2 separate regions of the Homo sapiens genome follow, and region 2 is linked to region 1. A link is a loop called in an ENCODE intact Hi-C map of the cell type or tissue named here. Cell type or tissue: Caco-2. All regions are shown on one strand. Links, peaks and the distances in the headings refer to the core of each region. The heading gives the core; the rest is flanking DNA. Region 1 has its middle 3.0 kb from the start of SLC7A7. Region 2 has its middle 16 kb from the start of ABHD4.

Region 1 (2,906 bases), core at 1-2,500:
CGTCCCCTGGCCCCTCCCCGCTGCCGGCCAGAGTCACACATGTGTTTTCCTGTTTTCCATTTCAGTCCCCGTTACCCTCTGCTTTTTCTGCTCCTCAGAGTCAACAGCTGTTGCAGCATGAGCGATACGCTTGGTTCTCCTAACTAGCACCTTCCCCTCTCCCCTGACTCAGCTGGTAGCCCCTCCTCCCCGCACCTGCCCAAAGGTCACTGGACAGGTAAGAGGTGGGAGAGGAGGGACAATGGGCGAGAGGGGAAGTGCAGGAGGAGGATGGAGTCCTAAAAATTGGCTGAATGGAGACCCAAGAGCCTCCTGTTTCTTGATCCCAGCCCTGTCCCTCCCTGGGCTGAACCTTCTGCCCAGAGACTTCAGCCCTTCCTTAATGGAAGCCCTGGCCACAGGAGTAAACAATTTCTTTTTTGTTTCACTTTTTTTTTTTTTTTTTAAAGAGACTGTCTTAGCCACAGTGGAATATAGAAAAACAAACAGAGAACTGGGGAGGGAGGAGCTGAGCTTCTAGCTTGGAGTGATGGGGAAATCTAGTCATACCAGAGTGTATCTGTTTTCTGTTTCTGTTGTTAGGGGAGGCAGCACAGACTGATTGGAGCCAGGAAGGCAGGACATGGGGTCTCTGGGAGAGAAAGTGTGTTCTTATAGTAGTTCCCTGAGCTTGGCTGAGGAGCCAAGACCCCGAATTATGTACTAGTTCCTGGAGAAATTGTGTTTTGGTGTTGTCATTCGAGGGTGAGGTTAGGGTGAGGGGCTCCATTGGCTGTCCTGCCCAGCACTGCATACTGGAGGCCCTGCTGCCAGTTTCTGAATCAAATTTCTTCCACAAGCTGTAGGATGAGTGTGTTGTCCTGTAATCTTCACTGGGTGTTCAGAGATGAATGCATCTCAGACAGGGAAAGGCAACAAGGGCTGCTGTTATCTTATGGGGTTTCTCATGTAAAACCTGGGGTGGGTCAGGCACGGTGGCTCACACCTTTAATCCCAGCACTTTGGGAGGCTGAGGTGGGAGGATCACGAGGTCAGGAGTTCGAGACCAGCCTGGACAACATGGTGAAACCCCATCTCTACTAAAAATACAAAAATTAGCTGGGCGCGGTGGCGGGCACCTGTAATCCCAGCTACTTGGGAGGCTGAGGCAGGAGAACCCGGGAGGCAGAGGTTGCAGTGAGCAGAGATTGTGCCACTGCACTCCAGCCTGGGGGACAAAGCAAAACTCCATCTCGGGTAAAAAAAACCCAAAAACCAAAAAAAAAAAAAAACCAAAAACCTGGGGTAGAAGAGCCCCTTTGGGAGAGCCTAGGGGTGTTGCTGGTCCCAGGCTGCCTGAATGGTGGGGCTGCCTGAATGGTGGAAGCATTACCCTAAGACCCAGGGTCTCAGGGAGAAATGTGAGCTGCCAAAGATGGTGCCTTCTTGTCCAGGGTGCTAGGTAGTGGTTGAGAAAAGAGGGGGTCTTCATGTTCTCAATGCATGGCAGCCTCCCTTGCCTAGTGCGCACGGGCAGACTGAAGTAGGTTAGAGTCCACTAGCACTTCCTGGTGCTACCACTAGGGCGTGCTGTTTGCTGGAGTGTGGGTTTTACCCCCAGCAGATTTCTGTCTCAAAATTCCACGGATAGGACTTCACTTTTCAGATGCTACCAGTCAGGAATGAAACCCTGTACACTTCTCTCTCCATTCCCCCTCACAGTTTTCCCTTCCTTTGTCCCTCCTTCCTTCCTTTCTTTTACGTCATATTAGGACACATGCCCACCCCTTGGTGCCAGTGAATTTGGTCTTAAAAGGGCAGGCGTGATGATGTGTTTGTGTTTTTTTTTTTGTTTGCTTTAGAAGTGGGCACCCTAGCAATAGCAGCACTGCCAAGAGGACTTGTAATCACCTCTTATCCCTGCAAAGAATGAGAAAGGGGAGGGGCAGCCAGGAAGGAGATTAACAAACTTTGTTGGAGCCTTTCGTCTAGGCTATAGACTGAAGGATGACAGAGGCTTTCTTTCTTTTTAATCTAGTCTGCTTACATCTTCCCCCAGGTAATTCATGTAGATAATTCCTGTCCAAAAGCAAGGTCTAAGGTGGCATCGGTGGCTCACGCCTGTAATCCCATCACTTTGGGAGGCAGAAGCAGGTGGATCAGTTGAGGCCAGGAGTTCAAGACCGGCCTGGCCAACATGGCAAAACCTCGTCTCTACTAGAAATACAAAAATTAGGCTGGGCACAATGGCTCATGCCTGTAATCCTAGCACTTTGGGAGGCCGAGGTGGGCGGATTGCCTGAGTTTAGGAGTTTAAGACCATCCTGGTCAATGTGGTGAAACCCCGACTCTACTAAAAACAAAAAAGATTAGCTGGGCGTGGTGGTGTGCACCTGTAATCCCAGCTACTCGGGAGGCTGAGGCAGGAGAATTGCTTGAACCCAGTAGGTGGAGGTTGCAGTGAGCCGAGATTGCACCACTGCACTCCAGCCTGGGCGACAGAGTAAGTGTCTGTCTCAAAATAAATAAAATAAAATAAAATAAAATAAAATAAAAATACCGAAATAAAAACACAAAAATTAGCCAGGTGTAATCCTAGTTACTCAGGAGGCTGATGCATGAGAATTGCTTGAACCAGGAGGTGGTGGAGGTTGCAGTGAGTCAAGATCGTGCCACTGCACTCCAGCCTGGGGGACAGAGTGAGACTCTGTCTCAAAAAAAGAAAATAAATAAAAAAAAAAAAAAATAAAAGGAAGGCCTAGAGACTAAGGCAGGCCAGGGGGATGGGGAGATGGAGAGATAGTATACTTGTGTGATTAAGAGTATATGAGCTCTGGAGGTTCCATGAGATAATGTGCTTAAGTCCTTAGCAGTGTGTCTGGCCCAGTAAGTGCTCAATAAGTGATAGCAATTATTATTACAGGAGC
Region 2 (2,906 bases), core at 236-2,735, 200 kb after region 1:
ATTCTCAGCAAACTATCACAAGGACAAAAAACCAAACACTACATGTTCTCAGTCATAGGTAGGCATTGAACAATGAGAACACATGGACACAGGAAGGGGAACATCACACACCAGGGACTGTTGTGGGGTGGGGGGAGGGGGGAGGGATAGCATTAGGAGATATACCTAATGTTAAATGACAAGTTAATGGGTGCAGCACACCAACATGGCACACGTATACATATGTAACAAACCTGCACGTTGTGCACATGTACCCTAAAACTTAAAGTATAAAAAAGAAAAGTCAATATTATTATTATTATTATTTTGAGACAGAGTCTCGCTCTGTCGCCCAGGCTGGAGTGCAGTGGTGTGACCTCGGCTCACTGCAGCCTCGGCCTCCCGGGTTCAAGCGATTCTCCTGCCTCAGCCTCCCGAGTAGCTGGGACTACAGGTGCCTGCCACCACGCCCAGCTAATTTTTGTATTTTTATTAGTGATGGGGTTTCACCATGTTGGCTGGGCCGGTCTTGAACTCCTGACTTAGTGACCTGCCCGCCTTGGCCTCCCAAAGTGTTGGGATTACAGGCGTGAGCCACCGCGCCCAGCAAAAAACCGTCAATATTATAATAGCGAGAGGAGAATGTTTATCTTGAGATATTTCACCAGGATGGGGTTGAGACAGACCCTCAGAATCTCAAGTGGCTTTCTTGCTTCTGCCAGATAGACCAGGACCCTGAGGAAGGACAGAAAAGGAAGGGAGACTGAGAGAAAGGACCCTCCAGACCTCATCCGAGGACTCTGTATGAATTGAAAAGTCACAAAATGAGAAAAAATCTTGTGCACCATTCATTGGACATTGTGTTTGTTATCAGTTAAGAGTAGGAGTCTTAGGCTGGGCGCGGTGGCTCACATCTGTAATCCTAGCACTTTGGGAGGCCAAGGTGGGTGGACCACCTGAGGTCAGGAGTTCGAGACCAGCCTGACCAATATGGTGAAACCCCATCTCTACTAAAAATACAAAAATTAGCTGGGCATGGTGGCGGGTGCCTGTGGTCCCAGTTACTCAGGAGGCTGAGGCAGGAGAATTGCTTGAACCTGGGAGGCAGAGGTTGCAGCGAGCCGAGACTGCACCATTGCATTCCAGCCTGGGCAACAGAGTGAAAAAAAAAAAAAAAAAAAAAAGAGTAGGAGTCTTTTCTATCTGGCCATGAACTGTACCTGCAGGGTCATGGATCAGAATGGAAAGAGGTACTCATCAAGATTTCACCACCGTTTTGGCAATGAAACCAGACTACATTTTTAGCACACATACTTTGGTGTCTATACCGAGGAGGAAGTTAAATTTAGCACATTTTCTGCTAGTCGCTGAATACTGCAGTACCACCTGGGTCTTAAGTTGAGTCACAGTCCTTTTAATGTCTGTCTGTGGAATCTCTCCTTTTAAACTGCTAGGCATTTGAGGAGCCTGGATTTATGGTTCAAACTGTCACCATAAATCCTTAGTGCCCACCCAGAAACTGTGCTGATTGGGTAGAATGTTCATAGTAATTTCTTAGTCCCACCTAGTGGAATGTTAGGAATGTTCCTGTCAGATGGGGTGTGTGTCTGCGTGCTGGCTTGTGCCCATGCGTGCAGACCATGTAGTATAAACAGGGGACTCTGGGTGACCTTTCTCAGACTCTTCTTGCGTCTGCTCCTGAAGAATGTGTTTGCCTCGTGTTGAGTTGGAAAAAGCAGATCAGCATGTTGTGCTACCTCCAAAAAAAAAAAGTGATTCTGGAGCAAGCAGAATGAACTCTCAGGGGCACAGGCCCTACTCTACCCAGCCTTCTGGGTCAAATGTCAGAGACAGAGTCCCTTAGACCAGTTCCTGCAGACACAGGGCACCAGAATCTCCTAGGAATGTGTTTAAATGTAGATTTCACGGTCAGACTCCATTCAGGTTAACCAGATCAAACTCTAGGGAATACAGCTCAGGAATCTATATTTAAAAAAAAATACCCCCAGGTTGTTTTGTTATGTGACTGGGTTTGGTAACCACTGCCTCACTTGGCCCGTTCTTCAAGAGGGTGGTAGGGTCATGCAGTGTTGATATTAAGTCTTTTAGATTTTACCATCTAAGCATCTTTTGCATTTTTCCCCTCTCTGTGTCCATTAGCCCCTAGCCAAGTCCAAACTACCATCAGCTCTGGCCTGGACCACTGCAGCAGCCTCAAAGTTCTCATCCCCCTCTCATCTGAACTCCACAGAGCAGCCAGAATGGCTCTTTCAATCTCAGGCTGATTTTGTCACACTCCCTACCCCACCCTGACCCCCATTCATTTCCTTCCATTGCTTTTTAGAATGAACACAACATTCTTCATGTGGCCAGAGGATCTGCTGAGCTGGTCCCTACTGATCTCACCAGACTTCTCTCCCAGCCACCTGCCTTTGCAGTCGCCCCTCTCTCCAGACAGTCCTTCCCCTTTCCCTGGTCCTGCCTTCAGGCACAGCTGCCATCACTTCTGCAGGAGGTTTTCTCAATTCTCACGGGTAGCACTTTAGCAATTTTACATTGATTTACATAATATTTTGACTAGGTGCATCTCTTTGAGTGAACTGGAATTTCTCACAAAGGCAGACACTCTCTGTTTCTTCACTATTGCAGCCCTAGTGGTTGGCATGTAGTAAGCTCTATATACCTGCCTTCTCCTCCCTATAAAAATCCTCAGAGAAGACACAGGGTCCTGAGATGGATCAGAACTTTGTAATTATATTCAGGAGGAGTTCTGTCTATTCATTCATCATGACATGTGTAGTATCATGTGCTTTTTTTTTAAAATTTAGGTTTAATACATTTTCAATCAGCCTATGCACATGGAATATGCGCCATTTAGAACCGTGGAATTCTGGGCCCAGCTGGACTCAGCCAGCACAGAGCAAGCA

The links. Hi-C counts contacts between places; a loop is a spot of excess contacts. Peaks named below come from ENCODE experiments on the same cell type or tissue, not always from the same donor. Only the 100,000 strongest peaks of a DNase experiment are listed, where the experiment ranks them.
Region 2: a loop joins it to region 1, with 3 times the contacts of the local background. A loop is called at or near these places in 2 of 110 quality-filtered maps.

The regions. Positions count from the first base shown.
Region 1 is chr14:22,816,949-22,819,854 of GRCh38, reverse strand. It overlaps a transcript of SLC7A7 not described here. Among named protein-coding and RNA genes, the nearest start is that of SLC7A7, 3.0 kb to the right of the region's middle. In Caco-2, for the core only: a CTCF peak has its summit at 1,540; a DNase peak (open chromatin) is centred at 174; H3K4me3 peaks cover 245 bases.
Region 2 is chr14:22,613,018-22,615,923 of GRCh38, reverse strand. No RefSeq gene overlaps it. Among named protein-coding and RNA genes, the nearest start is that of ABHD4, 16 kb to the right of the region's middle. In Caco-2, for the core only: no CTCF peak of the experiment used is centred there; a DNase peak (open chromatin) is centred at 1,593.